Regions from separate parts of the Mus musculus genome. Here region 2 is linked to region 1. Evidence: chromatin contacts called from ENCODE Hi-C data. All regions are on one chromosome and are shown on one strand. Each heading gives the region's core, a stretch centred on a gene start or an enhancer-like site at or near the end of the contact. The rest is flanking DNA. Distances are from core to core; before and after follow the strand shown. Region 1 has its middle 16 kb from the start of Gm51537. Region 2 holds the start of Nwd1 (NACHT and WD repeat domain containing 1).

Region 1 (3,482 bases), core at 348-2,847:
GCTTTTCTTCCGCAGCAGAGAGGGAGAACGTTCCAGTTGCTCTATACCCTTTCCAACACTCAGTGATATCTGGCTCTGATTGTAGCCCTACCAGTGGGACCAGCTCATACAGGTTACAAGCACTTTGCAGTCTCGGCTCTGTGCCCACTGCTGTACCTGAGAAGAGAAACTCAGTGGGAACTGGCCACAGCTGTCTCCTTGAACCATACCAACTCCCGAGGCTTAACAACCACCTTTACCTCTCTCTGGGCCCTAAAGTTTTAAATTTGTGTGTATGAATTATGCATGTTGAATTCCATTCTGGTGTTTTCATACATGCATGGGATGTATTTTGATCGTATTCTCCCCCCCCCCATGATCTCCTACCCCACTTCCACACCCACTGATCTCTTTTCTCTTCCCAACTAGTCCTCCTCCTGTTCCTCCTCCTGCTGCTTCTCCTTCTCCTGCTCTTTTTATTCTTCCTCCTCCTCCTCTTCTTGATCACTCCATGAGTTTCACGATGGCTGCTTACAGCAGCATGCAGGGTGTAGTATAGAGGTGCTCAAGGTAGCCAGTGGCTACACTACTGAAGAAACTCTCTCTCCCAAAAGACAAGAGAGGTGAGGGCGGGGGAGGGCATGGGGGACTTTTGGGGTAGCATTGGAAATGTAAATGAAGAAAATACCTAATTTCAAAAAATTTTTAAAAAAGAGGTGAGTAGTTATGAGCACTTGCTGTGTGAGCATGTGCACCCATGATCTTTGATCTGAATACCCGTGTAACAAAGCATGTGCACCCATGATCTTTGATCTGAATACCCATGTAGCAAAGCATGTACAAGCATGTGCACCCATGATCTTTGATCTGAATACCCATGTAGCAAAGCATGTGCAAGCATGTGCACCCATGATCTTTGATCTGAATACCCATGTAGCAAAGCATGTGCAAGCATGTGCACCCATGATCTTTGATCTGAATACCCATGTAGCAAAGCATGTGCACCCATGATCTTTGATCTGAATATCCATGTAACAAAGCATGTACAAGCATGTGCACCCATGATCTTTGATCTGAATACCTGTGTAGCAAAGCATGTGCACCCATGATCTTTGATCTGAATACCCATGTAACAAAGCATGTGCACCCATGATCTTTGATCTGAATACCTGTGTAACAAAGCATGTGCAAGCATGTGCACCCATGATCTTTGATCTGTATACCCATGTAACAAAGCATGTGCAAGCATGTGCACCCATGATCTTTGACCTGAATACCCGTGTAAAAAACTGGGAATCCCACAATATCTATCAAGGAAGGCAAGAGAGTCAGTGGGGCTTGCTGACTAACAGCATTCCTCAAAAACCAGTCTAGATTCAAGAAGTGGCTACCTCAAAAGGAGTAAGGCAAAGACAGTGATAGGGAATGATCTTTGATGTACTTCTGTGGCCTCTGTGTGCATGCAGTTGCACACATCTGAGCACTCTCACACAGAGACACTGAGTCCAACAGGCAACAGCTCTCAAGAAGTCCAAGAGAGCAGAGCAGGAGATACCACAGGTCCTAAGTGCTGCCTCTTCCTGCACAGGCTCCACCCTTTGGCTCCGCTTGCCCTCTTGTTTCCCACCCAAATAGCTTCCAAGAGAAACAGGCTGCACCTGGGATGGCTTCCCAGAAGGCCTGGCTGCAGCAGCCGAACCACGGGAAGAACTTGTGGGAGGTCACATGGTCATGCTCACAATCGCTCCACCACCTCCCCCCCCCCCCCCCCCCCCCCCGCTGCACAGGAGGGAGAGCTAGGCACGAGGATGCTGGAGCCTGTCGCACCTGACTGCCACCCTGACTCAACTTCTTGCCAGCATCCGAGCCTCCATACCCCTCCATACCCTGTCTGGGAAATGGGCTCAGAAGGGCCTGAACTGTGATGGGATTGAGGGATGCATGCAGGAAGTCAACCGAAATCTCCAGATGAAAGAACCCCAGCATTCCTCCATGGTTGTATAGAATTCTGCCCCGAGCCCATCCCTGTTACACACTGGAAAATCCATAGTGGGCTGGGCTGGCTCAGTGGCAAGGGAGCTTTCCATGGAAGCACGAGGACCTGAGTTCGGATCCCAGAATCCTTGTAAAAAGCTGGCCATGGCTGCGAGCCTGTGACCCAGAGCTGGGGCTTGCTGGATGCCAGTCTGGACTCTGACTCGAGAATAAGGTGGAGAGTGACAGAAGATCCATGACATCCACGTGCATGTGCACGTGCACGCACCACTCACACATAACACCATAATAAAGTAATTGTAAATAAGTCAATACATACGCATATAAATATGTGTGTGCATCTGGGGAGCAGAGTCAAACTACATAGCCTAGATTGGCCACAGACTTGAATGGATCTTGGACCTCAGTGTCATGGTGCTAGAAATACAGGTGCAAGTCACCACACACAACTTTAGGTTTTTGTTTTTGTAAGGGTCTCATGCAGTCAGGCTGCCCTCCAACCTGCCAAGTAGTAGAAGGTAACATGAATTCCTGATCTCCCTGCCTTATTTCCTCAGTGCTGAGGTGACAGGTGACTGCCACCACATCTAGTTTATGTGGTGCTAGGAATGAACCCAGGGTATCATGCATGTTAACTGAGCTACAAGCACCCTAACAAATGAGCTACAAGCACCCTAACAGCTAAGCTATAGCCTCAGCCCCTCAAACTATTTTAATTGATTTTTAAATCCACATGAAATACATTGGTGAAATTCAGAAGTAAGTGTAGTACAACTATCACTTCTACTAAGTTCCAGAACACTCTTTTTACCCAGAAAGAAAACTCATATCCAACAGCAGTCTTGGCCCACTCCCTCCCTCAGCCCCTGGCAGCCTGTGTCAGTCTGGATTGATTTGGGTACTGTATGGCAGTGGGATTCCATCCTGTGGGGCTTTCTATGCCTGGCTCTGCCACTCAGTGTCTCATCCCCAGGGTCTGTCCTTGTGGCAATGTGAGTCAGAGCTCTGTTCCTTTTCAAGGCTGAATAATATTCCACAGTGTAGATGAGTCCCATTGTGCTGGCCATGAACCTCCATTGATACACACCTGTTTAAACATTTCTCTGTGTGTGTGTGTGTGTGTGTGTGTGTGTGTGTGTGTGTGTGTGTACCATGTATGTAGGTCAGAAGACAGTTTGTAGGAGTCTCTCCTTCCTCCCTGTGGGTCCTTTGATGGCAAGTGCCTCATCTTGGCCCATACACGCAGATGCCCTGCAGGATTTTATGAGCTGTAGGGAGTGAGAAAATGAGATGCTCCTATTTCAAGTGAAGGCTGTCACTGTGTCACTCATGCATGTCTTTAATGTCTCAGTGAATTCATAGCAATGAACTTCCTTTCTGATCACCCACACATGCAAATGTGCACACGCGTGCGCGCGCGCTCGCACACACACACACACACACACACACACACAGGTAGTCATATGTTGAGTGTCATTTATGTATTTGTAATAAAAACACTTTTTAAG
Region 2 (3,482 bases), core at 439-2,938, 380 kb after region 1:
AGCAGCAAAGCAGAGAGGCAGGAGGATGAATTCAAGGCCAGTCCAGCTACATGAACCTGTCTCAAGCATATGTAAGCAAAATGTGCTCACATGCCTTTAATCCTAACACTTGGGAGGCAGAAGCAGGTGGATCTCTGAGTTCGAGGTCAACCTGGTATGCAGAGCAAGTTCCAGGACAGTCAGAGCTACACAGAGAAACCGTCTCTGGGGCCGGGGGGTGGGCTTTTAAAAAAACATTTATTTATTTTATGTATATGAGTACACTGTAGCTGTCTTCAGACACATCAGAAGAGGGCATCAGATCCTATTACAGATGGTTGTGAGCCACCAAGTGGTTGCTGGGAATTGAACTCAGGACCTCTGGACGAGGAGTCAGTGCTTTTAACTGCAGAGCCATCTCTCCAGCCGTGGTTAGTATTGTTACATACATATGTGTGTGACCAGATCACATATATGACTACAACATGCTGAGCCTGTTTCTATTGTTTGTGTGTGGATGGTTTCAGAGTTGATCACACTGCATTGGACAAGCAGTGAGGGTCCTTATCCCTGGGAGAGGCTAGCTTTCCCTCTTGTAGCTGTCTTTAGTTGCCTGTAGTTCTTTGTCTAGGAGAGGGGCGAGTTTTCTCACTTCCAGATGAACATGTCTATTGACCTTGACCTTGTTCTTGTCTTGTTTATGGAGCCATTTCTTGGGAGACCGTTTCACAGCAGACTTTCTGCTATTCTGGCTCTTCTGTTCTAATCTTCCTCTTGCCTCTTTGTAGATGTTCCCCGAGTCACAGATGCAAGAGCTGTGACTGGATGTATCTACTGGGGCTGGTTCCCACCACCTCCTGATCTCTGAATTGTCCAGCCAGTGGTGGCTTGCTGTGATGGGCTCTATTTGCTGTAAAGAGGCTTAGTGATGAGGGGTGGTAGCTGCACTTATCTGTGGGTCTAAGGTAGAACGAAGTCAGAGACTATGCTAATTTAGCAAAGTGGTGGTAGTAGATTCTTTTCTAAGATCCCTGACCTTACTAACTCTGAGAACCTGGCTAGGTTTCCAGTACCAGTTTAATCTCCTTCCTGTTGAGTGGGTCTTAAGTCAAATTAGACAGCTGTATTTTCTTAGTGATTGATGTGGGAGGTCCCAGCTCACTATGGGTGGTGCCCCTGGGCAGGTGATCCTTGGATGTCTAAGGAAGCAGGCTGAGCAAGACATGGGGAACAAGCCAGTACGCAGCACCCTCTATGGCCTCTGCTTCAGTTCCTGCCTTGAGTTCCCTCACTGATGGATTGGAGGTACATCCAAGGTAGCTCAGTACAGAACACAGGTAGTCAGGAAGAGCAACAATCGCTTTTAACCTCTGACCTGAATCCAGCGCTGAAGCACATTTCCTGTGACCCCGGGATGGCATGACAGTCAGCAGCAGATGTGGACCAGACTGCATCATGCACCACCCCCACTGACAGCTTGGCTGCTGTGAACTGTCAAGCCTGGCACACAACAGTTAACCGCCGGGTCTGGCCGGGTGCCCAGCCTGGGCTGCAACACAGCCAGTTCCTTTCTTTTATCCCACTTGCTGGGAGAACTCAGCTGGGTGAATAGAAAGTACCTAAGACAAAAGTTACCAAGAGAGGCAGAGCCTTGTTTCCGCTGTGGCTCTGGGCCCAGGAACTTCCTTCTTTCACCCGCTTCTCCTAGAGACTTCCAAATGACGCCCTCCATGGCAGCAAGAGGGAAGCGGGCATCTTGGAGAGAGCCTGGAGTAGACGCTGCAAAAGGGCCCTTGAAGATGCCTCATTCTTGCTGAGGTGTTTGCAGTTAACATACAGGAGCCAAAATGATGGGCAGCTGCCCAAGCACTCACTGAGCTCAAGATTTGTCAGTGAGCCCCTACTGTGTGCTGGGCATGCTGACGCATGGTTTTAGGATTTATGCACCTGTGGGTCCCACACTTCCCAGGGAGCAGACACTGAACATGGAGAGCCTTGGGAGCTGAGGGTGAGTATGGCACAGAATACGGGGTGGGCCCCACGGGGAGTGGTTGAAAGGACACATCGAATCAAGGACCTTCAGAAGAGGTAGCATTTACACTGAAATGAGAATGGGAAAGATTTAGTTTAGCATGTGCAAAGGACCGAGATAAAGTACAGACAGCCCCCCCTCCACCTTCCCTTCTTCCGCCTCTTCCTCCTCTTCCTCCTTTTTCTTCTCCTCCCCCTCCTCACATCTTCTGCCTTTTTTTGAGGCAGGATCTCCTATAATCCAGGCTGGTCTCCATTTGCTCTGCTGACCCAGGCTAGTGTGCAACAACAGCTTCTCAGGCATACATAGCCTGAATGGTGCCCCATCCCTACCTACTTGGTGTCTATGGGGTTGTCTCATGAAATCCATACTGGCCTTGAACTCACCACGTATATAAATAAGGATGACTTTGAACTCCTGATCCTCCTGCCTCCACCTTCTGATTCCCATGCTAGGCAAGCACCCCATGTGTTTACAGGTGTGTGCCACTGTGTCCAGTTTAGGCCAGGGGACCTTTACCAAGGGGATCCTATCCCCAGGGAGACATTGACATCTGAAGAGATTTTTGGTTGTGGACTTTGGTGGCAATGGGAGGTGGTGATTTCTATCTTTAGTGGTTACAGCTAGGGGCCAATAGGTCAGGTTACACTCTCCCCCTCACCCCTTCTCACAGAGTGGTTCAGTGTCATGAAGAAATTGAGTAAGCCAAGGTCAGAGGGCATAACAACCCGGGATTTTGGGGTGAAGATCAAGACCAAAATGTTTTGAGCCTCCTCTAAATATGAATTTGGAAGTGATTGTCAAAGGTGCCTGTCCACATGCTGAATATGATGCAGTCTTGCATGTATGAGTGTGACACAGCCTGTGTGTGGACAGCACCATATTGGTCCAGGGACCAGCTCAACTCATGAGGCTTGGCTGCAAGCTCCTTTGCCTTTTGATCCATCTTGCTAGCCCTGTAGTTTTGTTTTGTTCTGTTCTGCTTTTTAACCTTTGACTTTATTTTTAGTTTTTGTAAACTAAACTTTAAACTAATAAAACTTTATTTTAGTTTTTGTGTTGAGACAGGGTCTCTGTGCAACCTTGGCTGTCCTGAAACTCACTTTATAGAGCAGGCTCGTCTCAGACTCATAGAGATTCACCTTCCTCTGCCTCCTGAGGCATCCACCATCACCTCTGGTCTGTGTATCGTGTATGCAGTGCCCTCACCAGCCAGAAGAAGGTGCTAGATCCCTAAAATTGGCGTTATAGGTGGTACCATATAAGGTACCATGTGGGTGCTGGGAACTCAACCTGGGTCAGATAGAGTGTTGCTAGAACCTAGGCTGATGTGTGATTCATGACCTTTCTGCCTCACCCTCCAGAGTGCTGGGGTCACAGGTATGTACCACCAAACCATTCCTTTAACATATTAATATTTCATGTAAGAGACAACATAATATAGTGCATCTATCTATTTATCTCTATATAT

The links. Hi-C counts contacts between places; a loop is a spot of excess contacts on that map.
Region 2: a map of T-helper 1 cell shows a loop between it and region 1 (6-fold over the local background). The contact joins the promoter of Nwd1 here to the enhancer-like site in region 1. A Hi-C loop is called at or near these places in 3 of 37 maps with a recorded cell type or tissue (T-helper 1 cell, T-helper 17 cell and T-helper 2 cell).

Annotation. Positions count from the first base shown.
Region 1 is chr8:72,263,939-72,267,420 of GRCm38, forward strand. No RefSeq gene overlaps it. Among named protein-coding and RNA genes, the nearest start is that of Gm51537, 16 kb to the right of the region's middle. Within about 2 kb of position 1,598, at least 1 of the 3 ENCODE cell types and tissues checked has a DNase peak (open chromatin) inside an H3K27ac peak, as active enhancers do.
Region 2 is chr8:72,645,023-72,648,504 of GRCm38, forward strand. Nwd1 (NACHT and WD repeat domain containing 1) reads left to right here and starts at 1,689. Exons shown (of 19, transcript NM_176940.5): 1 at 1,689-1,987.